Linked DNA regions of Homo sapiens: region 1 is linked to region 2. Evidence: chromatin loops called from intact Hi-C (ENCODE). Cell type or tissue: heart right ventricle. All regions are shown on one strand. Links, peaks and the distances in the headings refer to the core of each region. The heading gives the core; the rest is flanking DNA. Region 1 has its middle 16 kb from the start of ESYT3. Region 2 overlaps LINC01391 (long intergenic non-protein coding RNA 1391).

What was found. Hi-C counts contacts between places; a loop is a spot of excess contacts. Peaks named below come from ENCODE experiments on the same cell type or tissue, not always from the same donor. Only the 100,000 strongest peaks of a DNase experiment are listed, where the experiment ranks them.
Region 1: it touches region 2 in a loop (4-fold over the local background); 57 of 110 quality-filtered maps call a loop at or near these places.

The regions. Positions count from the first base shown.
Region 1 is chr3:138,410,981-138,426,374 of GRCh38, reverse strand. No RefSeq gene overlaps it. Among named protein-coding and RNA genes, the nearest start is that of ESYT3, 16 kb to the left of the region's middle. RefSeq lists enhancers at 12,750-13,250, 13,251-13,751. In heart right ventricle, for the core only: CTCF peaks have their summits at 8,478 and 8,681 (motif pointing left); a DNase peak (open chromatin) is centred at 8,644.
Region 2 is chr3:138,926,673-138,942,066 of GRCh38, reverse strand. LINC01391 (long intergenic non-protein coding RNA 1391) reads left to right here. Exons shown (of 3, transcript NR_121649.1): 3 at 3,631-6,878. Among named protein-coding and RNA genes, the nearest start is that of LINC01391, 9.6 kb to the left of the region's middle. RefSeq lists an enhancer at 5,526-5,820. In heart right ventricle, for the core only: CTCF peaks have their summits at 5,497 and 5,696 (motif pointing left); a DNase peak (open chromatin) is centred at 5,686; H3K4me3 peaks cover 1,514 bases; H3K27me3 peaks cover 5,489 bases.

The sequences.
Region 1 (15,394 bases), core at 4,074-12,073, 520 kb after region 2:
GCCACTTTCAGAGTTTTTCCAATCATTTGTTGTCTAAGAACAGTTTCATTTTAGTAATAAAAAGCCCTGTTCAATACAATATTAAACAATATTAAAACTCCAGTCTTTTAGCTAACTTAAATTTCTCCTCTCCCTTCGTGCTGCCTTCAGCTGGGAAATCTGTGATGGGGACAGCAGCTTCACCTCTTTCTTTTTTTGAGATGGAGTCTCACTCTGTCACCCAGCCTGGGGTGCAGTAGTGCAGTGGCACAATCTCAGCTCACTGCAACCTCCGCCTCCCGGGTTCAAGGGATTCTCCCACCTCAGCCTCCCAAGTAGCTGGGATTACAGGTGCACGGCCACCATGCCCGTCTAATTTTTTTTGTGTGTGTATTTTTAGCAGAAACAGGGTTTCACCATGTTGACCAGGCTGGTCTCGAACTCCTGACCTCAAGTCATCCGCCTACCTCAGCCTCCCAAAGTGCTGGGATTACAGGTACAATCCACCACGCCTGGCCACACCTCTTTCCTAAGTGCTATTTTGGGGGCTGGATTAGTCAGGGCTCTCCAGAAAAACAGAATCATTGAATGCACAGAGAGACAGAGACAGAAATTTTAATAAGGAATTGGCTCATGTGATTATATCAGAGGTGTTTGAACCACCGCAACTCCATCTTGAATAGGGGTTGGGTAAAGTGAGGCTGAGACCTACTGGGCTGCATTCCCAGATGGTTAAGGCATTCTAAGTCACAGGATGAGACAGGAGGTCAGCACAAGATACAGGTCATAAAGACCTTGCTGAGAAAACAGCTTGCAGTAAAGAAGCCAGCCAAATCCTACCCAAACCAAGATGGCCATGAGAGTGACCTTTGGTTGTCGTCACTGCCACACTCCCACCAGTGCCATGACAGTTTACAAATGCCATGGCAACATCAGGAGGTTACCCTATATGGTCTAAAAGGGGAGGCATGAATAATTCACCCCTTGTTTAGCAGATAATAAATAAATAACCACAAAAATGGGCATCTAGCAGCCATCAGGCTGCTCTATGGAGTAGCCATTCTTTTATACCTCTACTTTTTAAATAAACTTACTTTCACTTTACCCTATGGACTCACCCTGAATTCTCTCTTACGCAAGATCCAAGAACCCTCTCTTGGGGTCTGGATCAGGACTTCTTTCCTGTAACAATTATGGAGGCTGAGAAGTCCCACGGTGTGCCATCTGCAATCTAGAGACCCGAGAGAGCTGGTGGTGTAGTTCAGTCTGAGTTTGAAAGCCCAAGAACCAGGGGAGCCAATGGTGTAAATCCCAGGCCCAAGTCAGGAAACTGATGTCCCAGCTCAGCAGTCAGGCAGAGAGAGTGAATTCTCCCTTCCTCTGGTCTTTGTCCTATTCAGACCTGAATAGATTGGATGATGCACCACTACAGTGGGGAGGGTCATTTGCTTTACTCAGTCTACCAATGCAAATGCTAATCTCTTCCTGAAACCCCCTCATAGATACACTAAAAAAAAAGTGCAACAAACTATCTGGGCACCCTGTGACCTAGCCAAGTTGATGCATGGAATTAACCATCACAGGGGCCCTCTGGGAGAGAGGAGAGATGAGGAGCAGGAAGTCCCTACTAGTTTGGTGCCACTGTTAGTTGGTGCTGGCACCCTCAGTGGGTGTTGCACTTATAGTTACGGAGGGGGACCCACTCCCCAGCACTGAGGCTCCCTCTCTTACAGAACCTTTGATCCAGGCAACACCTCCTCAAGTTGGCAATGTAGACTTCTCCCTCAGCCTCCTGGCTGTTCTTTTGCCAAGTGTGGGGATCCCTACTAAATACCACTCCCTTCCACAGCGCCCACAGGAAATATGCACATGCTGTTACCCAGTGAAGGCTGGAAATGCAGGCCTTCCTTCAGACAGTCCTCACCCATGATCTGCCACCACAGAAGGGCAGCTCCAGCCACAGCCTCTTACCCTGAGTTTGTATTAGTTCTTCTGTCCCTCAGGTCTCAGGAGACCCTCTTTTGACTTGAGGAGGGAGGGGAGGCAGAAGGCCAGATGGAGTATGCTCACTGACAGCGCTATCCAAAGATGTCCTCACTCTCACTCTTCAGCCTCTGAAGGAAACCTCAGGGTCTGAAGGGCCCTCTTAGGCTGGCACAGAGGCCAGCTGTCTCCCTCAAGAATGGGAGGACTTGACAAGCTGGCTCTTGTTCTTGGCCTTTGGGGTGTTGACCTAAAAAAAAAAACAAACTGAGACAAACTTTATATAAGTAGAGAGTTATTTGGGCCAAGTTTGGGGACTGCAACCGGGGAACATAGATTCAAGTTGCCCTAAATATACGCTCTGATTAGCAGCAGTGACTAGTGGGTTTTTTATTTTATTTTATTTTATTTTATTTTATTTTATTTATTTATTTTGAGACGGAGTCTCGCTCTGTCACCCAGGCTGGACTGCAGTGGTGCTATCTCGGCTCACTGCAAGCTCCGCCTCCCGGGTTCACACCATCCTCCTGCCTCAGCCTCCCGAGTAGCTGGGACTACAGGCGCCCACCACCATGCCGGGCTAATTTTTTGTATTTTTAGTAGAGACGGGGTTTCACTGTGCTAGCCAGGATGGTCTCCATCTCCCGACCTCGTGATCTGCCCTCCTTGGCCTCCCAAAGTGATGGGATTACAGGCATGAGCCACCTCGCCCAGCCAATTAGTAGGTTTTTAAAGGAAAAGAAGAGGCAGTTCCTAAGTTGTTTACCAAGAATTTACATTAAAATAACATAAGCTACTGATTGGCTGCTATACACTGTTCTTTGTTATCACAAATTCCAAGAACATGAAGATTAATGGATGAGGCAGCTAGTTAGGAACAAAATGCCTTTAAACAATCACTCCAGGTGGGCATGGAGGCATGCACCCATCCCCTCTGTGTCACTGAAGTCCCATACTCATGTCTCTCTGGGGCTGGTGAATTTTGCAAACCTCACATAACTCACACTGCTCAGAGTTATTTTTCTTTCCTCAGGGGCTTATGCCAAAACTCAGATATGAGGAAGAACTGCTTTCAATATGGCAGATTATTCCTTTTATATGCTGTCAGATTTATTAGTATTATAATGTTTACATCTATTTTTATAAGTGAAATTTCTCATTTATTTTCTCTGCTTGCTTTACCAGACTTTGATGCTAAGGTATTTCTAGTCTTACTAAATGACTTTGGGACTTTTCTTGCTAGTCTTTTATAGTTTGAATAGTAAGAGAATTGTTTCTTTGGGGGAGTTAAGTAAAATTTAGCAGTAAAATAATCTCAGGTTGGTGCTTTGTGAAGTGATAAATCTTTAACACATTTTCCACATTTTTCTATTATTGCTGAACTGTTCAAGTTTTCTACTTCTTTCTGAGTCATGTTTGGCAATATAAAATGTTATCAGAGAATCATGTCTTCTTTCTAGACTTTCAAATTTTGAAACCACCTTTGCAAAAATTATAAGAGCGAGAAAAATTATAACAGTGAGCTGATTTAACCCCTCCCCTGCCCCCTGGCACCCATCTTGCCTTTCCCTAATTGTTCCTGGGCTTTTGGGCCCAGCTAACTTTGAGAGATGTTTAGGTTATAGTTTAAATGATGATAGCCTTTCCCCAAAACTCAACCACCTTTGTAAAGCTAATGAAAGACCATCAGCCTAGGGGGCAGAGAGGAGGCTGATTCTGCTAAGGTGTAGACATAGATCGTCAGCCATTCCTGCAGATCACACCACTATTGTAGATTTGCCTTTTGCGATACCTTTTCAGGTTTTTTGCATGTCTGACACCCATGGCTCCACCTGGAACCACCAATTCTGCTCCTGTGGCCCCACCCAGAAGTGATTCAGTGCCTAGGAGGACAGCTTTGACCCCTATAATTTCATCTCTATTCCAACCAAACAGCAGCAAGCCTAGCCACTCCCACCCCTTCCCCCAGACCGCCCTTGAGAAAGGAGCTTTGGATGAGATTGATTTGAGTACTAACTCCATCTCCCATGTGGTATGGCCAGCTTCATGTCTACTAAACTGTTTTCTTTGCTGCAATGCTGTGGTCTTTCTTTGTGCAGCAGGCTGGAAGAACCCCTCAGGTTACAATTTGTTGCCACAAAATACCACATCATATTCTTGAATTAGTTTCCTGGGATTGTTGTAACAAATTACTGCAAACTGGGTGGTTTAAAACCACAGAAATTTATTCTGTTTTGGAGGCCAGATGTCCAAAATCAGGGTGTTGGCAGCATGGATCCTTCTGGAGGCTCTGAGGGAGAACCCACTCCATGCCTCTTTCCTGGCTTCTGTGGCTTGGCAATCCTTGGCATTTCTTGGCTTGTAGATGCATCACTGCCACACCTGCCTTTGTCTTCACAAGGTATTCTGCTCTATGTGTTTCCAATTTCTCTCTTCTTTCTCTTGTAAGAACACCAGTCATTGGATTTGGGGCCCACCATAAATCCAGGATGATCTCATCTTGAGATCCTTAGTTCTATCTGCAAAGACTCTATTTCCACATAAGGTCACATTCCTAGGTACTGGAGGTTAGGACCTGGGCATATTTTTGAGGAAAGAAAAGGACTCTCAGTGGAGGAATGTGAGCTCTTTGAAATTATTAGGCCCAGAGAAGCATTAAAATAAGACAGCAATCACGCCCTACTCCCCACTTTGAGCTGTGTAAGTGTAAACCAAAAATAAAATTCTAAGCTCCCAAACTGACTGACTGGATCCCTCCTCTCAGCCAAAGGCATTCCAAAGTCAGTATGAAAAAGTAGTTCAGGCCATGATGGTAAGGATGGGTTGGACATGCCTCACTATACCCTCCCCTCTTTGGAATTCAGGCACAGCCAATCAGCATTAACCTTAAAACAGAGATATTAAGAGTGACAAAACAGACTCTTTGTAGCAATAAGATACCAAATTCCAGACTGACTCTAGTATAGCATCACATGACAGATAAAGGCCCTGAAAGAAATCAAAGTATTTTACCCCAAAAATATATTTCTTTTACATATATTTTTTTTGAGATGGTTTCACTCTCGTTGCCCAGGCTGGAGTGCAACAGCGTGATCTCTGCTCACTGCAACCACCACCTCCTGAATCAAGTGATTCTCCTGCCTCAGCCTCCCAGTTAACTGGGATTACAGGTGCCCGCCACCACACCCGGCTAATTTTTGTATTTTTGGTAGAGACGGGGTTTTGCAACGTTGGTCAGGCTGGTCTCGAACACCTGACCTCAGGTAATCCACCTGTCTCGGCCTCCCAAAGTGCTGGGATTACAAGCGCAAGCCACTGCGCCCGGATTCTTTCACATATTTTGAAATAACCCTGCAAAGCTGTCTCTTGTGGGGAAAATCTATAGAACCCTCTTTCCTTTCCAGGTCTTTTCCTGATCCAGGAGAGTTTAACTAAGATTCTGGCACCTTTTTAGTTCTGATTAGAGACATTTACCAGCTATTCTCTCTGAAACCTGCTACTTGGAGGCTTTGTCTGCATAGTAAGAACGTTGGTCTCCACAATCCCTTCTCTTAACCCAGTTACTCCCTTCTATTAATTGCAGGTTTTTAGATAATAACTCTTTCAACCAATTGCCAATCAGAAAATCTTTGAATCCACTTGTGACCCATAAGCCTTCTCCCTTCAAGTTGTCCCACCTTTCCAGACCAAACCAATGCATACCTTACATGTATTGATTGATGTCTTATGTCTCCCTAAAACATATAAAGCCAGGCTGCAGCCTGACCACATTGGGCACATGTTCTCAGGACCTCCTGGGGCTGTATCATGGGCCTTGGTCACTGACATCTGGTTCAGAATAAATCTCTTCAAATATTTTACAGAGTTTGGCTCTTTTCATTGACATGCATCTCTTGAAACTACTTGCTAGGGCCACAAGTAGCTATAAATTAACCTATAACCCACACTCCATAGCTTAACAATGTGTAGCCAATCATTAATCAATGTTATTTCTGTAAGCCCGTGAGAATTCCTGTCATCACCTAATGGGTTCTTTCTGCCCATTATACAGACAAAACCAATTCACTGAGACTATGGAATTGCAATACAGAAAGAATTTAATTGACATGAGTCCAGCCACACAATATGGGAGATGGAGTTATTACTCAAATCAATTCTCTGAACATTTGGAGGCTAGGATTTTTCAAAGATAGTTTGGCAGGCCAGGGAATGGGTGCTGCTGATTGGTTGGGGACGCAATCATCAGGGTGTGGAAAATGGTCTTCGTGCATGCTCAGTCAACTTCTGGGTGGGGGCACAGGACCAGTTGGAGGGTCTAGGTGGAGCTATCATTTGTCAGAAATGCAAAAACCTGAAAAGACATCTCAAAAGGCCAATCTTGGGTTCTACAAGAGTGATGTTATCTGCAGGAGTAACTGGGGAAGTTGCAAATCTCGTCACCTCTAGAATAATGGCTTGTAATTGTTTACGTCTACACCCTACCAGAAGTCAGGTTCCCCTCATCCTTCTAACCTGGTGGTCTTTCATTAGTTTTACCAAGGTGGTTTAGTTTTGGGCAAAGGCTGTTATAATTTAAACTATAAACTAAATGCCTTCCACAGTTAGTTTAGTCCAAGTCCAGGAATGATTAAGGGCAGTTTGGAGGTAAAAGGGAAAAATGGAGGTTGGTTAGGTCAGATCTCTTTCACTGTCATAATTTTCTTACTGTTATAATTTTTGCAAAGGTGGTTTCATTCCTGACAAACAACTTTGTACAGTCCACTCCCTGTCCCCTACTTTGCCTTTAAAACTCCACTTGCAATTGCTGCTAATTGGAGTGTGTATTCAGGGCAACTTGTATCTATGCTTCCATGTTGCAATCCTCAAGCTTGGCCCAAATACACTCTCTACTTATATTAATTTTGCCTCATCTTCTTCCTTTTAGGTCAACATCTTCTTGGGGCCACTGTTCAATCCACTACACTTCTATTTATAGAATCATGACAATTTGGTTGACAGTTTCTGAGAAACATACAAGTTTACTTGTAATTACAAAAAATTAATTTTCCAGCAGCTTCCAGCATCAAGAGAGACTTGTTTACATAATGCACCAGATCCATTTTCACAGGAAATAAGTCTGTCTTTTCTCCCTTACTCTGTGTATGGAGGATCTGGATAGCAATTCTGAGTTCCATGAAGCTCTTTTCTTGGAGGGGAGTGGCAGGGAAGGAAATTAACTCTTCACACTTTCTGCCAAAAGCATATCTGTCCATTCGAGATTGTGAGCTTCCTTAAGTATGGGGCTGTACCTCTCAATCCTCCAGGTACCACACCTGCTCCCATCCCAGGCCTGGTCCTTCCTCAGAGCAAGGGCTCTCAGTGACATTGCATGTGTGTGCATGCATGCGTGTGTGTGTGTGTGTGTGTGTGTGTGTGTACATCTGCATCTCTTCCTCTCCTCTCTATAACAGGATCACCTCAATGTCTCCTCCTTCCTTGGAGGAGAAAAATATTACAGCTGTTGGAAACAAGATAGCTCATGTAACTTGATATTTTGTGGAGACAGCTGTCACAAGTCAGGGTTCTATTTGCTAAGCAACTGTAATGAAAACATTACATATTTTCATCGAGATTAAAAACTAAGACACAATAGCTTTGAGCACCATCATATTGGAAAAATGTGGACCACAACTGTGTCAGGTGGTGCACTACATCACCCACCAACCACACCACTCTTGGAGATGATGAGTTAGACCCACCGGAGTGCTGGAGGGAGAGATTTGGCACCATCTGCAGAGACGAATCCTGCAGCCACAGAAGAAGGGAAGAGGGCAGGCCAGTGGGTCTCATACTTCCCCGCACAGCAGCTTCACCTAGAGGGTGTATTAATGCACAGCTTGCTCGACCCCAACCCAGGGTTTTGGATTCAGTGGGAGTGTGGGGAGAATTTGCATTTCCTGTTAAGTTCCCATGAGATGTGTTGCCCTTGTCCTGGAACAGCACTTTGAGGACCACTGGCCCTAGGTGAGGCTTTGGAAACCGCCCTTTTAATAAGCTCCATCTGTGATCTAAGGCAGCATGCCCTCACACGACATGGCCAATGCTGGTTGCAAGTGAGCAGGCCAGAGCCCAGAGGTCAGGGTTTGGGGTCTCCCAAGGTAGAGGCCATGGTAGGACTGTGTGTGTGTGTATGAAGCCTGTGAAAATGGAGCCAAGAGAGTCTTTCTGAAAGCCCTTCCTGGGAACCCCACAGTCCTTGTGTCTACGTGGAAGGCCGGAAGCAGATGGAGCAGCCAACCCCTAGAAGGCACTGGAGGTCAGCCGGGAGGGGTTTGGGGTGGCTTTCAGCAGGAAGCACCCAGAAAGAGCTGGACCTTCGTTGGGGTAGTTTAGACCCAGCGGGTTCATCAGACAGTTCCTGAGAAGGTTCCTCGGCCTGGTGCTGTGCGAAGCATTTGGCAAATACAAATGGTGAACTTGCGGAGATCCAGACCCTGGGCCCCCAGGGTGCACATTATCTGCATATGGGCAGTCCTAGGGCAGGAAATCCTAGAGAGCTGGGCTGAGAACAGGGGCCAGTGGGTGAAGGAGCCTGACTTCTGATATCCTGCTTTGGAGGAGCTGCTGGTTCTCTCCCAGGCCTCTGGGGAAGCTGGAGGGCTTCCCTACAAATCGTGCGCACAGAGGCAGCTAGAAAGGGCCTGTCCGTTCTGTGATGCTGCCATCTGGTGGACGAGAAGGGCACTGGTCCTGCTTCCCAGGTGTTGGGTTGGCAAGGAAACCTCAACCGGGATAGTATCTACTGCTGCTGCTACTAGAGTAATAATGCTGATAATGCTTAAACATTTTTTTAAAGCAACTGTGAAGGAGCGAGCCCACCTACTATTCTAAGCTCTTTGAATGTGTTAACTCATTTAATCTTCACAACATCTCAAAAGTAAGTAGGATGTCCATTTTTCAGAAGAGGGAACCCAGGCCAATAGAATTGGAATAACTTGCCCAAGGCCACATGGTGAGGAAATGTCCTCTGATCCTTGTCTAGGGTTGGCATGGAATGGATCAGACACATTTGGGTCTGAGTCCTCGCCTTGAAGCTCGGTTTCTTTCTCTGAGAGAATTTTACTGTCCCCAGCAGGATGTAGTGAGGATTCTCAGCATGTACCTTGGCTGCTGTGAGGACCAGCAGGTGCCCCTCACACAAATGTCATGTCAACAGGTACCCCCCCGGGCTGTGCAGCCATCTGGCCCTGCCCAGCACATAGTGAGCCCTCACTCAGAAAGTAGCATTTCAGCTCTTTGCCTAAGAAAAAGAGGCATCACCTATCTCCTTTCCTAATCTTTGATACTATGCCCCTCGCAAAAATGTGTGTTACGTCTGAAGAACTTCCTTGCAGAGGTGGGTGTTACGAAGGGAGAGGCATTAACACTGCTTGAGCTTCAGATGGAGGTTTGGCCTTTACTTGGGAAGACAAGTAAGTTTGGTAGACAATGGCGAGAAAGCCTGGCTGGATATTTCCCAAAGGGAGGGGAGCACCCTACCCCCGTCACCACCACCCAGTGCAGGATGGAGGCACTGTTTTCCTCTTGGCTTCTACCTGGGCATGCTGGCCTGGGCTGGGGGTGGCAGGGGGGTTCGTTGTTGACCTTGACCCAGCAGATTCCGTGGGCTGTGGCACCAGGGTGGTTAGAGAAAATGGGATCTCAGTAGCCCAAGGGGAGAAAGTGAAAGAAAAAGGAGGAGGGTTTGTAGAAGGACTGAGGATACAAAACTCTTGTGAAAATTGGTCGTACAAATTGTATCGTTCTTATCATACCCAATTAAATCAGAGTAGAGAGTCTGGGGGAAAACACACCCAGGGAATATAACGTTGCTCCAAAAATGTAATTCTCTGCAAGCCTGGCTGCCGAAACTGCCTGTTCTCATAAACTGAAACCAGTTTTGTCTAATGGCTACTGAAACAGCCTGCTGTTATTCTAAGACTAGTTTTAACCACTGCCATCACTCACCAATCAGAACTTCCCCGAGACAGGGTCTCACTCTGTCTCCCAGGCTGGAGTGTAGTGGCATGATCATGGCTCACTGTAGCCTCAACCTCCTGGGGCTCAGGTGATCCTCCTACCTCAGCCTCTCAAGTAGCTGGGACTATAGGTGTGCACCACCACATCCAGCTAATTTTTAAATTTTTTGTAGAGATGGAGTTTCACCATGTTGCCCAGGCTGGTCTGGAACTCCTGGGCTCAAGCAATCTGCCGGCCTTGGCCTCCCAAAGTGCTGGGATTACAAGTGTGAGCCAACACATCCAGCCATTTCTCCTTTTTATAAAACCTCTAACCTTCTCTTTGTTCTTCGGAAGTTCTGAAGATCACTGGCCCTGAATTGCAATTCTTGCTTCCCAAATAAAATGTTAAATTTAGAGATTTATCTCTATATTTTTATTTTGACTTTGACAGCCTGAACTTGGGCTGGGAAAGGAGAGAATAGTCAGGCTGAGGGTGTTTGGCTCCACACCCTATCCTTAGGAAATCCATGGTGAACTTAGCATAGGGAAGAGTATTAGTGAGAGGATGAGCAGGGAATTTGGGAATAGCCTCCTCCCCAGCTCATAGCTCTGTAAAGGGAATTCCCCATGTGGCTCAGAATCAGCAAAAAGATTGCATTCCAGCCACAGGCTTTTTGATGAGGTCAGGGTATGTTATTGAAAAAGTGGTGTTGGGACAACTGGCTTAACACAAAGCTAAAACACCCTTCACACCTCACTCCAGAATAAATTTCCAATGAATTAAAGTTAAATTAACAATAGGCTAACCATGACAGAGAAACGACTATGTGCCAGTTATTGTTTCTAAAGCTTTCCATACATTAGTTTACTTAATCTTCAATATAATGGCATGAGGTATAGACAATTCCATTCCCTTATTTTATGAATAGAAAGTCATCTGGGTCAGACATGGTGGCTCATGCCTGTAATCCCAGCACTGTGAATAGCTGAGGTGGGAGGATCCCTTGAGGCCAGGAGTTGGAGACCACCCTGGGCAACATAGTGAGACCCATCTCTAAGAAAAAAAAAATAGCTGTGTGTGGTGGCACATGTCTATAGCACCAGCTACTAGGGAGGCTGAGGCAGGAGGATTGCTTGAGCCCAGGGGTTCAAGGCCGCAGTGAGCTATGATCACCACTACACTCTAGCCTGAGTAACAGAGCGAGACCTTGTCTCTAAAAGAAACATTAAAAAAAAAATTTAAGGTGTAACCCTAAAGGTATTCAAAGGAAATAATAATAATACTTGGATGAGAAAGGATCATATTAGCATTGTACCAAAGACAAAAACGATAAAGGAGTAAATAATAGCTTTGGACATTTAAAATTTTAAACATCTATAGTATAAAAATAAATCAGTAATACAATAAAAAAGGAAACTACATTCTAAGGGAAATTTTTGCAATAAATATGACATATAAGTGGTCAATAAACTGAATACATAAAACCAATAAATAAGAAAAATGAAATTAACAGAAAATTGAAGAGGGCATAAATAGGCAGTTTATAAGGAATAAAAATGGACAAGTCTTCAAAAGTCCATCTTTACTGGGGTCAAAGAAATAAAAATAAAGTAGAAACTAGATGCCCTTCTTTTGTGTTTCCATTAAGCAAAGATTTTTAAAAAGACGCTACCATCCAAGGATGATGAAAATGCATGAAACAAACATTTCTTCTGCTGTTCACGTTTGTGGTATAATCCTTCAGTACGTGGGTACAGCATCATTTATCTAATCATTCTCCAATTATTGCTCACTTAGATCCTTTAACGTTTTGTATCTTATGAATGTGAAGATCACCTTTGTTCATCATTCTTTGCATCTTTTATTACTTCTTTAGGAGAGGGTCCTAGGAGTGGCATTTTTAGGAAAGAGGATTTTAAACCTCTTGATACCAGATGCCAAATTGCTTCCTGTGAAGGCTGAATCTGTTTTGATTGACAAGGGGAGCTGGGCAAGAGCAGAGCTTGGAGTAGCCCGGGGACCCAGGAGAGGAGGGCAACAGGAGGCTGTTTTTTCGGTAAGAAGCATCTGAGGAAAGGAGAAATGAGTCAGGCAGGGGAGAGGTGGCAGGGCAGGGGCTATGGTCAGAGGATGGGGGAGGCTAAGCCTCCTTGCTGAATGTCCAGCTCAGAGCCTGCCCCACAAGGGAGGCAGAGGGGGTACCGCTGGACAGGCCAGCTTGGCCTGGGAGACGAGCACCCCACTAACTAAGGGGGGTGTGCCTAGCTCCTCCAAGCCTTAAATGACGTGACCCGTGCAAAGCACAATGACTGGTACATGCTGTTTGAGTAAATGGTGGCTGGAGTTACTAGTAGACACTCCAGAATCATTTACGGATTCGATTTTGGAATCCTGGCTAACATTTAAATAGAGTTTCGGTGTGCCAGCCACTATTTTGAAAGTATATGCAGTCATGTGTTGTTTGATGATGGATATACATTCTGAGAAATGCATCCTTAGGTGATTTCATCATTGTGTGAACATCATAGAGTGCACCTACACAACCCTGGATAGTAAAGCCTACTACACACCACGGCTCTATGGGATAGCCTACTCCTTCTAGGCTACAAACCTGGACAGTATGTTACTGGACTGAATACTGTAGGCAACTGTAAGACAATGGCAAGTATTTGTGTATCTAAACATAGAAAAAGGACAGAAAAAATAGGGTATTTTAATCTATGGAACTACCTTTGTATATGTGGTCTGCCCTTGACCAAAACATCCTTATGTGGCACATGACTGTATCTAATTCAACAATAGCTCAATATCCCTAAAATAAGTATGTTATCATCAATCCAGTTTGACAAATGAGGCAATCAAAGCATAGAGAGCTTGGACACGTTACCGAAGGTCATCAGCTGGCAGCATTGCTGGGCCAGACCTAGGCAGCCTATGTTCTTACCGCACTCCACACATCCTCTGTGCACCAATAATACCAGAAATCTCAGTAATGCCAGCCACAAAGAAGGAACTAGAAGTTTGGATGGTTTGGAGGAGGAGGGGTGGTGGGGAAGAACTATCATATTAACAAGAAAGTCAGTTGTAGTGCCTTGCATCACAGGGTCCATTTCCAGCAGCCTCAGCCACCAGGCTGACTCTAAGGAAGCAGGGCCAAGGTCAGGGCCGAGGGGCCTCCCAGCTGTGGGTGCTCCCCTGGGCTGCAGTCCAGAAGCCCCCAGACTACACATGAGGCCTCCTGGGTCTTACTCACTGGGCTAACTGCTGGGTTGTCCTGGCCTCGACTTCTCAGATGGAGCTGGGAAAGGCAGCTGGAGGAAGAGAACTGGAGGTGGTGTCCAAGGCCACAGCTCAGGCTGCCCCTGGAGGAGGCCCAGTGCAGACACTCTGGAAAATGACTGTCACTGATGTTCAAAATGCTGCTGTTGAGTCATGCAGAGGAAGTTGATCTGCATTCAGCTCACTTGGAAGAAGGCAGGGACGTGTGAGACACATTGAAAGATTTTCCTCAAACAAAGTTAAAATTAAAAAGGGGCGGGGCAGCTAGCTGGGACTAGCTCAGTCCTCAGTGTGGCGGGGCTGCTGGTGAATGGAGCGTGGGCTTCCAAGTCAGAACTGGGTGCACGTGCAGGCTCAGTCACTTCTGGTTGTCCCTGGACCTCAGTTTCCCTTTCTGTAAAACAAGCATCACATCACCTACCTCTCAGGGAAGCCATGAGGTTTAAATAAGGTAATATGTAGAAATAGCAGGGTGCCTGGTTTACAGTAAGTGCTCAACAAAACGTTAGCTGATAACTAGTTATTGTTGTGCATTTATTTACTGTATGCCAAATCCTCTGTTGAATGTGTAATGTGGATTACCTAATTCAGGGTTCTTGAAGTGTGGTCCCAGACCAGCACTATCCCATCAACTGGAAACTTGTAAGAAATGCAATTTCTCAGGCCCCAGACCTGCTAAATCATAAAAGCCTGTGTTTTAACTCCCAGGTAATTATGATGATGATGATTGCTAGGTCGAGAACCACCAGCTAATTTATAGTTCTTAGTACCATTATTATAGAACAAGGTGAGAATTTTATTCTTACCAGTAAGGTGACCAATGGTCCTGGTTTGCCCGGGACTGTCCTGGTTTTAGCAATGAATGATCAGTGTTTCAGGAAACTCCTCAGTCCTCAGCAAACTGGTTTTGGCCATCCTATTAAGAGCTGAAACCATATTTCATTCTAGGAAGAGATTATGGGATTATGGCTAAAGAAAGCAAATGAGGTTTAGAGAATCTAAAGGGATGGGTGTTGAGCTTACTGGGTGGCTGGTGCTGGAGAAGACAGGTTGGTGGAGGGTCTGGCATGGGGTGAAGGCCAACTGAGAGGCCCTGACAGCAGAGGGACCATCCCTGTGACCCCCAAGTCCCCAGCAAAACTCAGGAATGGTTATTTTTTCAAGGGACACGGTATCCCTAGGTTGCCCAAGCTGGTCTCAAACTCCTGGGCTCAAGCAGTCCTCCTGCCTCAACCTCCCTAGTAGTTGGGATTACAGGTGCAAGCGACTGCACCTGGCTAGGAATGTTTATTGAGAGTGAGTTTTCTTTGTAGAAACTGAGGCAGGGGCTGAACGTCAGAGTGAAATGGACAGAAGTGGAGGTCCCTGTGAGAACCTGACTTGGGAGAACTGTGTGAAGTCTTCAGTGGGCCTTGGGACTGCCACAAACCATAGGCTTGGGAATGGAGAAGGATAGTTTGAGCCAATCTGATTTAGATTTTAAGGCCTGGAGGCCCCTGTTGAGATCTGTAATAATTATTAATTCATTTGATAAACATTCAGTATTAACTTTGTATCACCAGGCCCTTCCCTGGGTTATGGATATAAAAATGGAAGAGATGTGGACAAATGAGATATTACAGTGGACTGTGACCAGAAAACCGACAAATCAAGCTAGACTCTGAGGGGACCCACTTTAATGAAAATATAAGAATCCCCCACGTTAATGAAAATATAAGAATCCCCTATGGTCAAGTGTCCATTTACACATCAAGGGCTGGGAAACTGATCCTTTATAGGAGTGGCTTTACAGACAGTGGCTACTCCAGGCAGCTGTTTTTTTAGTAACCCATGATCACTGGAAGGCATGGTATTCAGGAGATGAGATTAAAATGCAGCCCAGCTAGTGGGCTCAGCTCTGGCGGCACAGTAGAATCACCTGGGAAGCTTTAACATCTTGATGTCCGGGCCCTAACCTAGACCAATGGCACCAGACTCTTTGAAGGAGTGGTCTGGGCAGCAGAATTATTTTCCAGGCTCCCTGAGTGATTCTATTGTACAGCCTGAGTTGCGAACCACTGGTCTAGGTGGTTACAAATTCAAATTTGAGTCGATGGCATTTGCCTTCAAGTGCTTTTTTGACATTCCTCCCATCTCTCCTCTGCTCCCGTTGCCCAGCTGGGCTCCCATCCTG
Region 2 (15,394 bases), core at 2,392-10,391:
GCAATTATGCCTTAGCATATACAGTCTGGCCTAGATGGCTGGGCCATGTGAGTGTGTGTATATATATTGGCCAGTGTGTAAATACAATGTAAATAGAGTTTAATACAAATACCCAGCCAATTTCTGAATGTCCTGGGTAATGAGTCGTTCTTGCATGAAGATTATGTGTGTGGTGGGTGTAAACATCTCACACACTGCTGACAGTATGAGCCCTCTCCTCACATTTACACAGAAATTCTTAGAGTCACCTCCACCTCACTAAAATTGCCCAGTCAGAGTAAGTGGGTTGGTTTGGAGAAAGCAGGGGGAGGTGTCCTGTTCTCAAGAGGGACCTGGAGAAATCTTCGCCATTGAAGTACATGCACCAAGGGACTGTGGGAAAGGGACCTACGGAGTTCTGGAGATGGTCCTGTACCCTACTCCAGAGGGTATTGACGTCCTGTTTCCAGCTTGCATCAGTAAATAGTTCACTGCTCCAGATCTGAGGCTTAGATGAGCAAGAGGCCCTGGACCTTTCATCCGAGGTTAGGTGCATCCAGCCTTTGCCAGGGTTTCCTGGAAGCCAAGGCTGGAGATGGGGCTGCAAGGAGCCCCCTGGCGGCGGGTGGAAATTGGGGCCAGACCCAGGCTTCATGCAGCCAGACAAGCAGAATATGGGCCAGGAATCTGAGTCTGGCCCAAGATAGTTTGCTCTCAACTGAGCTCTTCCCTTTATGAAGGTCTGGGCCAGGCTTCATGGACAGGATCACCGGACCAGACTCCTGGCTTCTGGGTGGGGGTCTAAGGCCAGGAAACATCTTGATCAGGCTCAGCATCCCTGCAGTGTCCCCATTCTGCAGATCTAACCTGGTGGTGACCCTGGGGCCCTGCCCGTCAGGCCTACCACCACTGTGTGGCAGCCCCTACTTCTTGGAGTAGACTGTGGGACCCATAGAAAAGATGGGGAAAGGATGGGACTAAGAGCCCCATGCCTTCGGGACAACCAGGAATTAAGGATTCTTAAAACCGAGCAGTCTTAGCAACTTTCCACTTTCTGGAGAGAGGACTCCCAGCTGTCATAAAAAGAGTGTCTTGGGTCTAGGAACCCAAAATTACATTACATTTGAGGAATCTCAGGTCCTAAGAAGAGAAGAGACCAACCAGAGGTCTTCCAGGTATCTGTGAGGCAAATGGCCTCCGAAATTTTTAAAGGAGACTTGACAGCAGCTGAGCCTAGCTGCCACTGATGCTCAAGGGAGCTGCGTAGTAAGGGAGAGCCTCCCAGGAGTAGTAAGGGAGAGCCTCCCAGGAGAAGAAGGAAGCACAGTCTGAGCTGTGCCTTTTGCCTTTTTTGTTTGTTTCTGTACCACAGAAACTGCTGCTGCACAGGCTGTTTGCCGCACAGGCTTGGTGCTGAGCTGTGAAAAGCATGTTCTGGGATCTTGTCACTTCGCGGAGGTGGCCTGTGCAGCATGAGGCAAAGACCTGGCCTGTTTAGTCAGGAAGAACTGGGTTGGAGCCTGGTGTCCTCTTTAACAGCTATGTAACCTTGGGCAAAATACCCATTCAAATTTCAGTGTTCTCCTCTATAAAACAGAAATACGTGCGTGTATCAGAATTATTAAAATAATTAAATTTTCTAATTTTTAAGTGCCCAGTTTATAGTAGATGTTCAATAATGTTTTTTCCCTTCCCCTATTAAAAAAAAAAAAGGAAGGAAGGAAGCAAAAAAGGAAAGAAGAAAGGAAGGGGGAAAAAAAACCTTTAGTAATAACTTTCTAGGATTTGACTTCCTAACCCAGCTGGCCACAGGCACCCCCTGCGAGCACCTTCCGGGGCCAGGCGCACGCGATTGCATCCACCCTGCCCTAGCCCCTTGGCCGTGGGAGTGAGGCTCACGCGGTTGCCGTTGCAGCGAACACCCAAGCCCTGAAGGCACAGCTGGTGGGCGCTGAGACCCCGCCCGGGGCTCCTCCAACCTCCCTCTCGCTTCCCCCAAAGCGGTCTTCACACGTTTAGGAGGTTTTCTCTGAGAAAGGCCGTGCTGACCCGCGAAGCGGCACCGACCCAGGGACCTACTCATAGGCTGTCCGGCTGGCGCCTCCAGTCCTCACGCGCCTCCCTCGACTGGTTGATTTTTTCTTTTTTTTTTTTTTTTTCCTTTTCTTTTTCAGAAAAGCAGAAGGTAGCCACCGGGCCAGAGGTTGCAGGGTCAGCCTGTGGGCGAGGCTCCCCTAGGCCTTTGTGGAGAAACGGGAAACCTGAGGGGCAAACGCAGGAAGCGGGTTGGGTCAATTGCGGGCGACCGAGGCGCCGCCAGCGGGTGGGGAGCGAGAGGGGCCAGCAGCCGGGAAGACCCCGGCCTGGAGCGCCTCGTGTCCCCGGGCCTGTTGGCGGCGCTGCAAGCCCAGGTCTTGGGGCGCGAGCTAAGTCCCCCTTGCCAGCTCTAAACAAAATTCGGGGGAGAATGAGTCGGCCAGTCTGGGCACAGGGTGCTCTCGACTGCCGGGCGGCGGGCGGAAGCGCAGGGGCCCTGATCGCCCCCAGAGGTGCTGAGCGCACAGGGCAGTGGCTGCAGAGCCCCGGCGCGAGGCCAACTCGGATCATCCACGTTGGGACCTCAGCCTGCCCGGTTGTCCTTAGTAATAATAATAGTATGAAACCGAGTTTTAAAAAACCTTTCCCCGCATTTTCCTCTATGTACAAGGGAGAACAAGTATTTCTAGGCAGTCAAAGAAAAAAAAAGGGCAGGATCCCAGGAAACTTTAATCTCTATGGACGAGGAGTGAAGGGGAATTCGCCTTTTGCCTTTTTTGTTTGTTTGTTTCTAGAAGAGAAAAAAAGGAAATTCGACACATATTTTTAAAAATCTTCCCCCAACAACCGCTAAAGGCTGTGAGTGTGAGCAGAGAGCCAGGAAACCGAGCCCCCGCCCGCGGTGACACCGGGCCTTTGTCCTCCTTCCTGAAGCCCCCGCGACTGCTGACCGTGCAGAGATAAAGGCCGGGTCAGGGCCCTGTGGAATCCCGAGGGAGGGGCGGCGGGGCCGTCCCATTGGCCCCTTTCAACCCCATGTAGGGGGGTTAGGTGGGCCCAGCTGATCCCCGGAACAGGGGCTACAAGGCCAGGGGCTGTCCCCACCCCCAGGCTCAGACGAGGCACGGATCTGCCTTTCCCCACCCCCCCGAAAGGCTTCTGCCGCTAAATTCCTTGCACCTTGCTCCTACCAGCATTATATTGTCCTACTTAAAGTCTCTGGAGGCGTTAGGGACAGTGGCTCCCCACCGGACCCGATCCCCAGAAATGGAATCGTGCTCAACCTCTGTGGCGACTCTGGTTTTCGCGACCGCTGGGCTCGGTTGGCCGGCCAGATCCGAACCCGTGCATCGCCTGTTCCAGCTGCGCCTCTCAGGGGCGCCTCTGTGCCTTCTCCGGGCCGCGGAGACTCCTCCAGCGCCCGGCCTCGAATTTTCTGCGCAACGCTCTCCTGTCAGCCGCACGGTTCTGCAGAGAAGGCGGGAGAGTGTTTGTGACCCTGCCCTGTAGCTTTCGGTGACTTAAAAACCCAGGTCGCTGTGGAACCCAGTCTCCACGGCATTGCCTTTGCAGGCAGCAGCCTTGGGCTTACACCTGAGGTCGTTTTCTCCACAGACACTTCTGGGTGATGCGAGTGCTGCGCAGCTCAGAACCCTTGGAAGCATGAGAGGAGGACGAGCCCGGCGGCCTGCCGGTGCGGTGATGGAGGGCTCTTCGGTAGCCACACTGCGCGCCTCCCACACACACCTTAACAGTCTTGGGGCCCCGGGCCAGCGCTGCAGCCCAAAGAGACCCTGCAGCCGCATTTTCTCCCAGGCCGTGGCAAACCCTGGCTTCGCCTCCCTTCACCATGGCTTGTGAGGGCAGGAGGCTCCCGGGGGCCGACTTCCCTGACCTGAATGAGTCAGGCACCCTTCTTTATTTTAAGTGGGGGTGTGACCTGAGGAGATAAAGGAAGGACGACAGACCTGGGGAGTGGGGCCCTGCAGCCTCTTGGGCCCGGAGCGCACTCCTTCTCGCTCCCTCCCCTCACCGGCAGGATCGGGGGTCTTGAAACTGGAGCCGCTCACCGGCCGGCGGATGAGAGATAAAGGAGCCCGGCGGCGCCGAAGCGCTGACCAGCAGACCCGGATCCGGACTTTCCCGCGCTCCAGAGCAGCACCCGAAACCCTACTTCCCAGGTGGCACCGACGGCTGAGCAGCTCCTCCGGTGCCATACGGTGTCTCCAGGCACAGACAGTCGTGCTCGCGTGTGTACTGTGCACGCACAAGACTGCAGGATGATGTCCTGTATGAGCCCTGTATTAGCCCCTTTGCTCTCAGCCAGAGGTACACGCATACGTGTGTGCATTTGTCAAGTGTCTAGGGACAGGTGTGCACCTTCACACATACGTGATGTGTATGTGCACACATTTGTAGAACGTTCTAGCATCTATCCTACAGGCACGTACAGGGCTGGCTGCTTCTAATAAGTCATCATTACACCTCGCATTTACACAGGCCTTTTCAGTTCTGGCATGATTTTCAGAATCACCCCGGGAAATACTCTCCTTTCAAAGTTTACAGATGAGGAAACAAGCAAAAAGAATCTAATGGGTACCCGTTTGCACACACTGTGAGAGAGATCGAGGCCAGCCAAAGATCCCGCCCACTGTTGAACTTGGGTGTGTTGGCCGAATGTGCTCATAGATGGGTCTGTTTAGCGCCCCAGGCGACCTCAGGTCCGGCGGGCCTTGGCTCTTCGCCAGGCTTCCTGGGAGACCCACTGCGCCGGGTGTGGGGTCTCAATTCCTGTGCTGATAAGCACTATCTTCTGGAGCTGGGTGACCCTAGTGCCCAGGGCGGGAAGTCGGGAGCTGGCCGGAGTGCCGCTGAGGCGATCCCGGCGGTTCCAAGGCCATGGCTGACCACGCGCAACTGGGTTGCAAAGCCTGGCGGGCCTCGGTCTCTAAAGCAGCCACGCCAGGCAAACGTGCGATGAAAGGATCCTTTCAGCCCACCTACAAACCCAGGAACCCAGGGTTGCTGGAGCAGTGAGGAAATTCCTGCTGTCTCGAATCCCTAGCGCCCTTACGAGACTCGGAGCCCACAATGCCCATTTTACAGAAGTGATTAGTCGGAGGCTAGAGCGGTATAGTGAGTTGCTCAAGTTCAACGCCAGTTGAGTGGCCACAGTCGGGACTGGAATCCCCAATTAAGTGTGTCTGGATCCTTGGTCCACAGTCCCTCTGCCCCCAGCAAGGATCGCTGGTCCCTCTGTCTCCCGCGCGCCCAGGAGCCATCCCGCTACTAGCCTCCGACTTCCCTCGCCAAGAATGCGAAAACTATCATAGCTCTCACCAGCATCATTTAAAAGGTTTCCACATGCTTGGAATCTGTTGCTTGAAAACAAATTCCCTGTGTGCGTTGGCTTTCTAACCCCTCCTAAGGCATCTGGTCCCCCTCCACCCTCTAAGCCCTTGCCGTCGCAGAGTGAGGCTGCCTAAGGGCTGTAGCTTGACCACATCCCGGGGGTGCCCTTGGGCCTCTGCGCCGGGCTCCTGCAGACTGAGGTCGCTGGTCTCTGGGCTCCAAGGCCGCCTCTACCCCGCAGAATCCGGGAGCTGGAAGGGAGCCCGCGGTTTGGCGAGGTCGCCGTTCGGGCTCACGGCCTCGAGGCTGCCCTCTGCTGGCACTGGGCGACATTACCACCGCCTCCCTCGGCGGCTCAGGAGCTGCACCCACGTGAGGGGTTCGCGCAGAGCCAGGCGACCCCATTCTCACTGGGTCCCCAGAGTGGCTGCCGCACCTGCAGCCACTGACGAGACCCTCCCGTATTTCTCAATCCGAGACTTCTCCCCGCAGACACCAGAGGCTCCGGTGCTCGGACCCAGGGACAAGGCAGAGAGCCGGAGCTCTGCGCTGGCAATCCCGCCGCTTTGCGGCGCCCGCCGGGATCCGCGGCCAACCAGGCACGGCCACAGGCGGACGCTGGGGGACTCCGGGGATGGCCCCAGGCTGTGTTCGTCCCCTTTACTCTCCGCCACCATAGCATTGATTGGCGCCCACGGGTCCCGATCTACCTGCCCTCCCCTTTTCAACCTTACTTGATGGTGGCCCAGGCGCTTGGCTGCCTCTGTTTCTTGTAGTGCACTTGTCTCTCCAACCAAATTAAGAGCGCCTCGACGACCGGAAGGGGCTGCTCCCTACCCGCACGGCACAGGCCTAGCTCAGGTTCTGCCGAGACAGAACTGATTCCAGAGGCCCCCATTCTTGCCCTTGAAATAAACTTTAGGCAGTGAGGCGAAGAGACACTTCTGCCTGCTGCATCCATTCTAGACAGGGTGGGGTAAAAATTACTCAGTCATCATATCTATGCATTTCCAGTGCTATGTATTAGGACTTTAACATTTTCACTTTTCCCCTCACAAAGATAATTGAAACTGAAGAAAATTGGGAAAATAAAACATTAAAATGCACAAAAAACACCAACGCGACAATAATCCCATCCCTCCTCCCACAAGGTAACCATGGTTAACATTTCGATGGCATCTTTCCAGTCTTTTATTTATATATTTCAATTAAAATAAGCCTAATTTCCATAATTAACAAATATACATAAAATTTGCAGTTTTGTATCCTGCTTGTTTAAACCTTTCGCCATAGGGTTTTTCTCCATATCTTATTCTTTGAAAAATGATTTTCAATTATTGCTTAATAATCCATCCTTTGGATGAACCATAATTTTGTTATACACCAGCACCAATTATCTGTTTTAGGCCCAGGAAAGTCTCCTTAAGCCACACTCTCTGGATCCGTCTGGATCAGTTAATATATAATCATATAATCAGTAGTTGATCAATAAATGTTGAGCCTTTCTTTTTAATTTTTTGTTGTTGTTGTTCTTTTCTTGTTTGTTTTGAGATGAAGTCTCATTCTGTCGTCCAGCTTGGAGTGCAGTGGCACCAGCTCAGCTCACTGCAACTTCTGCCTCCCAGGTTCAAGCAATTCTCCTGCCTCATCCTCCCGGGTAGCTGGGATTACAGGCGCCCGCCACTACACCTAGCTAATTTTTGTGTTTCTAGTAGAGACGAGGTTTCACTATGTTGGCCAGGCTGGTCTCAAACTCCTAACCTCAAGAGATCTACCCACCTCAGCCTACCAAAGTGTTGGGATTACAGACATGAGCCACTATGCCTGGCCAATGTTGAGTCTTTTGCTAGCCTAACAAAGAGAGTCATGGTCCCATTCTCAGGACACAAAAAATCCACCCAGATATTAGGGACTGCCTTGACCTAGAAGAGGGCCTTCTAGCCCCTGCTGCCAGCCATCTCCCTCTGCTGGAGACCAGTGTAGCTGGGGTGGTGAGAGGGACATCTTGAAAGATGGCAGGAACCAGCAATGTGTCTGAAGAGCTGTCCTAGCCTGCTTCTAGGACCAAAGCCCTGTATCCCCAACTGGCACACAAGATGATGTTTGTGACCTGGGCTACTGTGTACAGTGTCTTGTAATGGTTAGGAGTCAAACATGCCTTCATGTAATCCTGGGTCTTCCCCTTAAAAGCTGTGTGACCTCAGAAAAGCTGCTCAACTTCCCTGAACCTCATTCTAAAAATTGGAATAATAATGCCTACCACATCAAGCTTTTGTAAGTATTCAAACAAATGACACACTTAGCCTAGGGCTGTACAGATAAATTATCAATACACCATAGCTACTGCTTCTTTTGGCTCTGCAGCTGCTATTGCTGTTGTTCTGGCATTAGCTGTGGTCTTGGGGACCACTGCAATTGCCCTCTCCCTCAACTTCTGACCCCATTGCTACTGTTAAACACAAGCTCAAATCCTGGCACTAAGCCGGATCCAGGTCCTCAGGGCTGAAGGAGTCATTTCCAGCATTCTGGTTGGGCTGCTCAGGACCTTCTGACAATCAGGCCTGGGCTTGGGCTGTTTATACTAGAACCGTTAAAACAGGAAAATATGCAAACCCTTCATTCACAAGGATCCGGCTATTGTTGGGTCAGAAATGATATTTTTGTTTCTAGAGTAAAAGGTATATTTGCTGCCTTACACACACACACACACACACACACACACACACACACACACTTTTTTTATTCTTTTGGTTGTGTCTACAGAGCTCAGAAGGCAAAGTAAATGATCTGGTTCATTTGACCAGCTCAAGCAGCCAACCTGGAAAAGTCCCTTTGGCCTGATTGATGTTTACATGTACTCCAACGAGCCTGAACCTCACTGGGCTCTGTTTAGTTCATCCACAGACTAGGCCCTTATCCATCTCCCAGACAAAATGCCTCCAAAATCCATCTCCCAGAAATGATAGGTTGATAGCAACACCACCTCCATCTAGGATGCAGTTAAAGAGGAATTTAATTTTTTAAAAAATTAACCCAACCAGCCTGATCCCAGTAGAATCAACTGCACATCAAAATTTCATGGAAAAAAGTTTTTAAAACACAGATTTCAAGATCATCTTCAAACTAAACAGCTTCTGCCTCTGGAGATGGCGCTTGGCAATCTGTGTGTATCTGTAGTTCCTCCAGGTGATTCTGAAGAAGCCTGTGGAGCCACATTAGGGAATCACTGCAGTTCTCAATTGAATTGAAAACAGGTTTCTCCAGGTGGCCTCCAGAAAATGCAGATTCCAAACAGTCTTCCGTTGGGACCACATGGAATGAGAAAGAGCTTGGGTGTAACTGTGGTGGGGGAAGTGAATACATATTTGTTTTTATGTGCTTTTGATGGGCTGTTGTCTGTGCACACGGCAGGCCTCTTTGGTCACAAGTAACATAAACCCACTAGAGCTGGCTTTAAACCAAACGGGTGGCTGGGGTGGGGGGTGTTTTTATAAGGATTCATGAGTGACCCCTGGAGACCCAGGCAGGGTGGTAGCCAGACTCCCTGAAGGGCTATGCTGCAACAGGAGCTGAGGTGATGGCAAGAACCAACTTTTCCTGCTGCTCTGGTCAGGTCTCTCCTCTGCTCCATTTGAGAGAGGAGCTCCAGCGACAGCTATAATTTCTGAGTGTCAATTCAATCTTCCTGTGTGAGAAAGCTGATTGGTATCCTGGGTCAGGTACTGTCCTGGAGATACACCCCAGTCCTGTCAACTGGAGCTGAGGAAGAGGGTCTGCTGGTAGCTTCTGATGGTCGCTCCTTGTGGGAAGAGGGCAGTCATGGCACTCATGAGAGGCTAAGCAGACACCCCAGGAAGTCATTTGTTTCAGTCTAGCCTGTCCAACCACTCAATCAATAGCTCAAGGATTTTTGATCCTAGCTGCACTACAAAATTGCCTCAGGGGCTTTAAAAACCTATTGTGCCTTGGCTGGGCGCGGTGGCTCACGCCTGTAATCCCAGCACTTTGGGAGGCCGAGGCAGGTGGATCACGAGGTCAGGAGATCGAGACCATCGTGGCTAACACCATGAAACCCCATCTCTACTAAAAATACAAAAAATTAGCCGAGTGTGGTGGTGGGCGCCTGTAGTCCCAGCTACTTGGGAGGCTGAGGCAGGAGAATGGCATGAACCCGGGAGGCAGAGCTTGCAGTGAGCCGAGATCGCGCCACTGCACTCCAGCCTAGGCAACAGAGGGAGACTCCATCTCGAAAAAAAAAAAAAAAAAAAATATTGTGTCTTACCTCCATGTCTTGGGTGTAGCCAGGGTATTGAGATTATTTTTTTAAGCAATGCTGGTGATTCCAATGTACAGCTAAGGTTAAGAACCACAGCCAGGAGCAGTGGCTCATGCCTGTAATCACAGCACTTTGGGAGGCTGAGGCAGGCAGATCACCTGAGGTCAGGAGTTTGAGACCAGCCTAGCCAACATGGTGAAACCCTGTCTCTACTAAATATACAAACATTAGCCGGGCATGGTGGCACATGTCTGTAGTCCCAGATACTCAGAAGGCTGAGACAGGAGAATTGCTTGAACTCGGGGGGCAGAGGTTGTAGTGAGCCGAGATCACACCACTGCACTCCAGCCTGGGCAACAGAGTGAGACTCTGTCCCCCACAAAAAAAGAACCATGGCAATAACTAAATAGGGAACCTACAGCCAATTTAGCCATTTGCTAAAGATATAGCTTCAAAATATCCAATGAAGAGAAAAATTATTAAAATCTAATGGTTTGCACATGGCTTATTTTCATCTAAATTGTACATACCCTAGTCCAAATTTCAAATGCCATGATTATTCACATTTGACATTTTCTAAACTTCTTGACATAAATGTTATGTTAAGTTCCTTTTGTAAAAAACTTGCCTTTCTGGAAATCCTGAGGCACCAGAACATAGGATGGCTCCGCATGGCCTCAGCTGACCCTCAGGCCCCTATAGACCACCAGCCCCTTCTTTTCCAGGGTCTCCAGCTTGCCAGGGTAGTCTCAAAGCCCCCCCAAAAAAACCCGAATTACACTGATCTTGCTTGCCCCTGCCCACAGGCCTGTGCTTCAGGGTTCCCACCCAGGAGCTTCTGACACATTTTCTGGAGGCCAAAGAGGATAAACTCTACCCCTTCAGTCAAGCTGGCAAACACTGATGAAAACTTTGTCCTAGTCCAGGTGTAGTGGCTCATGCCTATAATCCCAGCATTTTGGGAGACTGAGGCAGACAGATCATCTGAGGTCAGGAGTTCAATACCAGCCTGGTCAACATGGTGAAACCTAGTCTCTACTAAAAATGAAAAAAAAAAAAATGGCCAGGCATGGTGGTGCATGCCTGTAGTCCCAGCTACTTGGGAGGCTGAAGCAGGAGAATGGCTTGAGCCTAAGAGGTGGAGGTTGCAGTGAGCCGAGATGGCACCACTGCACTCCAGCCTGGGTGACAGAGCAAGACTCCTCAAAAAAAACAAACAAAACTTTGTCCTAGTGCATGGCAGCCTTGAAGAATATCTTTATTTTGCTTTGTTTCCCTTCCTTATAGTTTTCCCTAAGCAATTAGTCAATCAACAAATAGTTCATAAATAGCTATGATGTGCAAAGCACAAGGTAAAAAAAGAAGGATCACTTCAGAGATCTTGTCACTGGGAGAAATGCAACAGCAACCCCTCTAGGCTTGGCCTTGCATGGATACTAAGGTGCCTATTAAAGGGATCTTTCCTCAGCTGTCTATTCTTTTTAGCTTAACCCAGGGCTAGGACTCAAGCAATTATAGAGGGTGAGGGATGGCAGCAAATAGAAGGGAGCTGTCCTGCCTGGCTGGGTGCAAGAATGAGGGTGGGGTATGAGGGATGCTGCTCTTCCCATGGCTGAATCACCCTGAGAGCTGTTTCCTGCTTCCAGAACCAGAGAGCACAGGCAGCACAAGACAAGACCAAACTGCCTTTTCAAAAGCGGAGAAAGGTGATCAACACAAAGACCAGTGACTGATGGAGGATGTCCAGAGAGTGGGGCTGGGGACAGATACCATGACATTTGAAACTATAGAGAGGGCTTGGAGATCCCAAATGAAGTCTAGGGCTGTGATTTTCAAAGTGTGGAACCCAAATCATCAGCAGCACCTAGGACCTTGTTAGAAATGCAAACTCTCAACCCCACCTCAGCCCCACTGAATCAGCAACTCTAGGGTGGAGCCAGCAGTCTGTCTTACGAAGGCCTCCAGGTGATCCGGATGCAAACTCAAGTTTGAAAACAAATGGTTTACTCTAGGGAAGCCCTCATCCCACACATCCTGCACCTAAAACACATGGCTGGGTGCGGTGGCTCATGCCTGTTATCCCAGCATTTTGAGCGGCAGAAACGGGAGGATAACTTGAGGCCAGGAGTTTGAGACCAGCCTGGGCAACATAACGAGACCACCCCCTCCCCGCCCCCCACCATCTCTACAAAGAATTTAAAAATTAGGCACTGGCCGGGCTTGGTAGCTCATGCCTATAATCCCAACTACTTGGGAGGATCCATGGAGCCCAGTAGTATGAGGCTGCGGAGCTATGATTGTGCCGCTGCACTCCAGCCTGGGCAGCAGCAAGACCTTGTCTCTAAAAAACAAACAAACAAAAAAAGAAACACTTTCAGGCTTTTAGATCCCTGAATGGTTTCCAAGAAGCCAGGCAGGAATTCTGATGTTACCCCAACAAGAATTGTTGCCACTGTCCCCCCAGCCACCAGTCTCCCCTTCCTACTCCCTACTCCCTACCCCTCACCCCCAAACTCCTCTTGCCAGGAATGACTGCTGGCCCAGGCCAGTGACAGAGAGCCAGGAACCTTCTCTAGAGGCTAGGCAACTTGAGCAGAAGCATCCCCCAGAGAGGCTGCCTGGAGTCCTGAAGCTGTTACCAGTTTTTTCTCACAGGCCTTTGGCAGCTGCCCATTTACCTGCCCAGGGTGCTGGGAAATTCCAGTCCCTGAGTTTTGGGGTGGGACTTGGTTGGTTCACTATAGGACAGGAGTGACCAATCAAAAACAGGCTCCAAAGGGGATGAAAGAAGCTAGGCACATGCATCACTTGTTGACTTCGTAGGTGGGGGGTGGGAGGGCTGTATTAGATAGTTTACCCACTGCAGACCTCTCTGGGACTTAGCCATCTGAATGCCAGGATAGTGGTAGTGGGAGACTCAAGGCCAAGTTGCTTCCATCTCCATATTTACTAGCTGGTTCTCAGAGAGTTTTCCCTGGACCGATAGCACCAGCATTCCCTGAAAAAATGCAAATTCTCAACCTCCACTCCACCTGCAAAATCAAAAACTCTGGAGGTGGGGCCCAGGAATTCGCCCTGTAACAAGCTCTCCACGAGATGCGGAGGCTCCCTCACTCAAGTTTGAGGACCACTGACCTTGGGGTGCCCCAACAAACAAAGGATCCAGGCCCCCGCGGGCCGTTGGCCAGGAACTCCGACTTCCCCGCCCCAGTCGCCCGGAGCCCCTCAGTGCCGTGTCTCCGTGTCCCCGCCAAAGATCGCAGGATAGGCAGGCCCGGGGCCGTCGGCGGCAGCCTCGCAGGGAGGAATGGTGGGTGGCCTTGAGATTCCTCTCTGGCTTATTTTGTTCCATTCCGGGAGTAATAATTTGTTTCGTATTGGAATCAAAGGGCCTTTCGTGGCTCTTCCGTTCTATCTCGTCAGCTCTCATGCCCAGTAGGAAGAGGCTCGGCCGCGGTGCGGCGGCTGCTTCGCATTAGGGCGAGCGTGGTCCCCATTAGGCCACCAGCTCCATGCAGAGCTTGTCTCCACTAATGGCACGCATCTGACCGGGCTCTGCGCCGCGACACCCAGGGACCACCCCACGTCCCCCCGCACTGTTACAGATGGCCCCAGAGAAAAGCGGAACTGGGTGGCTGGAGCCAGCCTTGGCAGTCCGAAGAGCTCGTGTCCACTGCCTGGAAGTCACAGCCATGAGTGACTCTGTTTAGTGTCAGACGCTGACCCCAAAAGAGGGCTACAGGCCCTTGTCTCTTCAGGGGAAGTAAATACACAGGCCCTTAGACTTTGGGACCCGGGCCTGCCAAAAGTAACTCCTAAGGAGGAAAGCATGGCAGGGTTTCCCTGAAAGGGTGAGAGGAAAATGGCTGCGTTTTACCTGTCTACCTAGCACCTGTGCCGGAGCCCCTCACAGATGATCAAGGAAACACGGTAGACCTGTTTTTCTCCTGGTTTAGCATCCATTTTACAAACAGTATAGAACATCTAATGAAGAGAATATCAAAAACAAAAAGCCATAGCCAGGCCTCCTGCCTTAATATCCCTTCCAGACAAGGAGGCACTGAAAGCAGCCCCCACCACCCACTGGGGAAGGGGATGGTGTCCTCAGCCCTGGCCAACCAAGGCCGCATGCCTTCCACACACACCTTCTTAAGGGTGACAAAGGATCTGTGCTGTGGACCTGCCAGGGTGTGGAGAAATAGGCAGACCCCTGCAACCACCAGAGCAAAGAATGTTACACAAAAGGCCCCATTGTTCGGGTCAAATTTCACACTTATTTTCTTTGATTTTATTAAATGTTTTATTGCACAAACAATATTGTAGTAATCATGGAAACTCGAAATTCAGATGGAAAGCCAATAACCATCCAACGTCTAACCACTAACAAAGCAATTCTTTTCATTTTTCCATATTGGTACACAATTCCCAGCTGTTTAACAACTGTATGACATATTATATGTCATACATATGTATATGTATAACATATTCAGCCACATGGATGTGGCCCAATTTATTTAATTCCTACATTTAGGATGTTTCCAGGTTGTTCACTACTATCAAAGGGAAACATTGCAATGGGCATTTGGAGATTTGTTTCTTTCCTTTATTTATTGAGGAATGCACATTATTTTAATAACTTTTATGTGATTAAATAGGCAATAGATATTTTTTGCAGGGAATTTGAAAAATTCAGATCATAAAAATCAGCCATAATCCCAAATGCCCTTTTGCTCATTAAGCTTTTCTCACCTCTGGGCTGGGCACAGTGGCTCATACCTATAATCCTAGAGCTTTGGGAGGCCAAGGTGGAAGGATTGCTTGAGGCCAGGAATTCACAAGTAGCCGGGGCAACATAGCAAGACCTGTCTCTACAGAAAAAAAAAAATTAATTAGTCGGGCATGGTGGCACATGCCTGTAGTCCTAGCTATTCAAGAGGATTCCTTGAGCCCAGGAGGTCAAGGCTGCAGTGAGCTATAATCGTGCCACTGTACTCCAGCCTGGGTGACAGAGCAAGACTCTGTCTCTAAAAATAAATAAATAAATAAAGCTTTTCTCACCTCTGAACTCTTACAGCACATGTTCTCTTTACCCCCATGATTTGACTCAGTTGTTTTCATCAGGTCTTACTTTGCGTTTCATGGCTGTTTGTCTTTTCCATACTCCTTAATTGTAATATTATTGAAGGCAAAAACCATGCCTTTTTCATCTGGAAATAACCATGATAGCTAGCTTTTATTTGGTGCCTATTCTATGCCAGCCATGATACATTATCTCACTTAGTTCCCACAAACTATATTTCCTTTTAATATGTAAGGAAAGTGAGACTGAGCAAGATTAAATAACTTGTGCAGGGCCCCCAGCCAGTAAATAGCACAGGGACAGAGGCCAACTCCACATTCTAACTGGGATCTTGCCACTGTAGGGATGTAAAGTAGAACTGTATTAGACAGATGACCTCTAAAATTTCCTGTGATTCATGACAATATTAATCTAGCTGTGGTTTAATAACCTGCTATATCTGCATCAATTACAATACAATACTGTGGGATTTTATTTTAAAAGGAATGTAAATAATGAGGGCTTTATTATCTCACAATAAAGAAGACAGAGATTACTGGCTGTAGGCTATAGGTACAGTCACTCTAAAACTTGGGCACAAGCCCTGCTACTTGTATCTTTTACCTCTGTGGACTGTAACAGACATCACATTCAGAATTTATTTTTCTTTTTTTTTTTTGAGACAGAGTCTC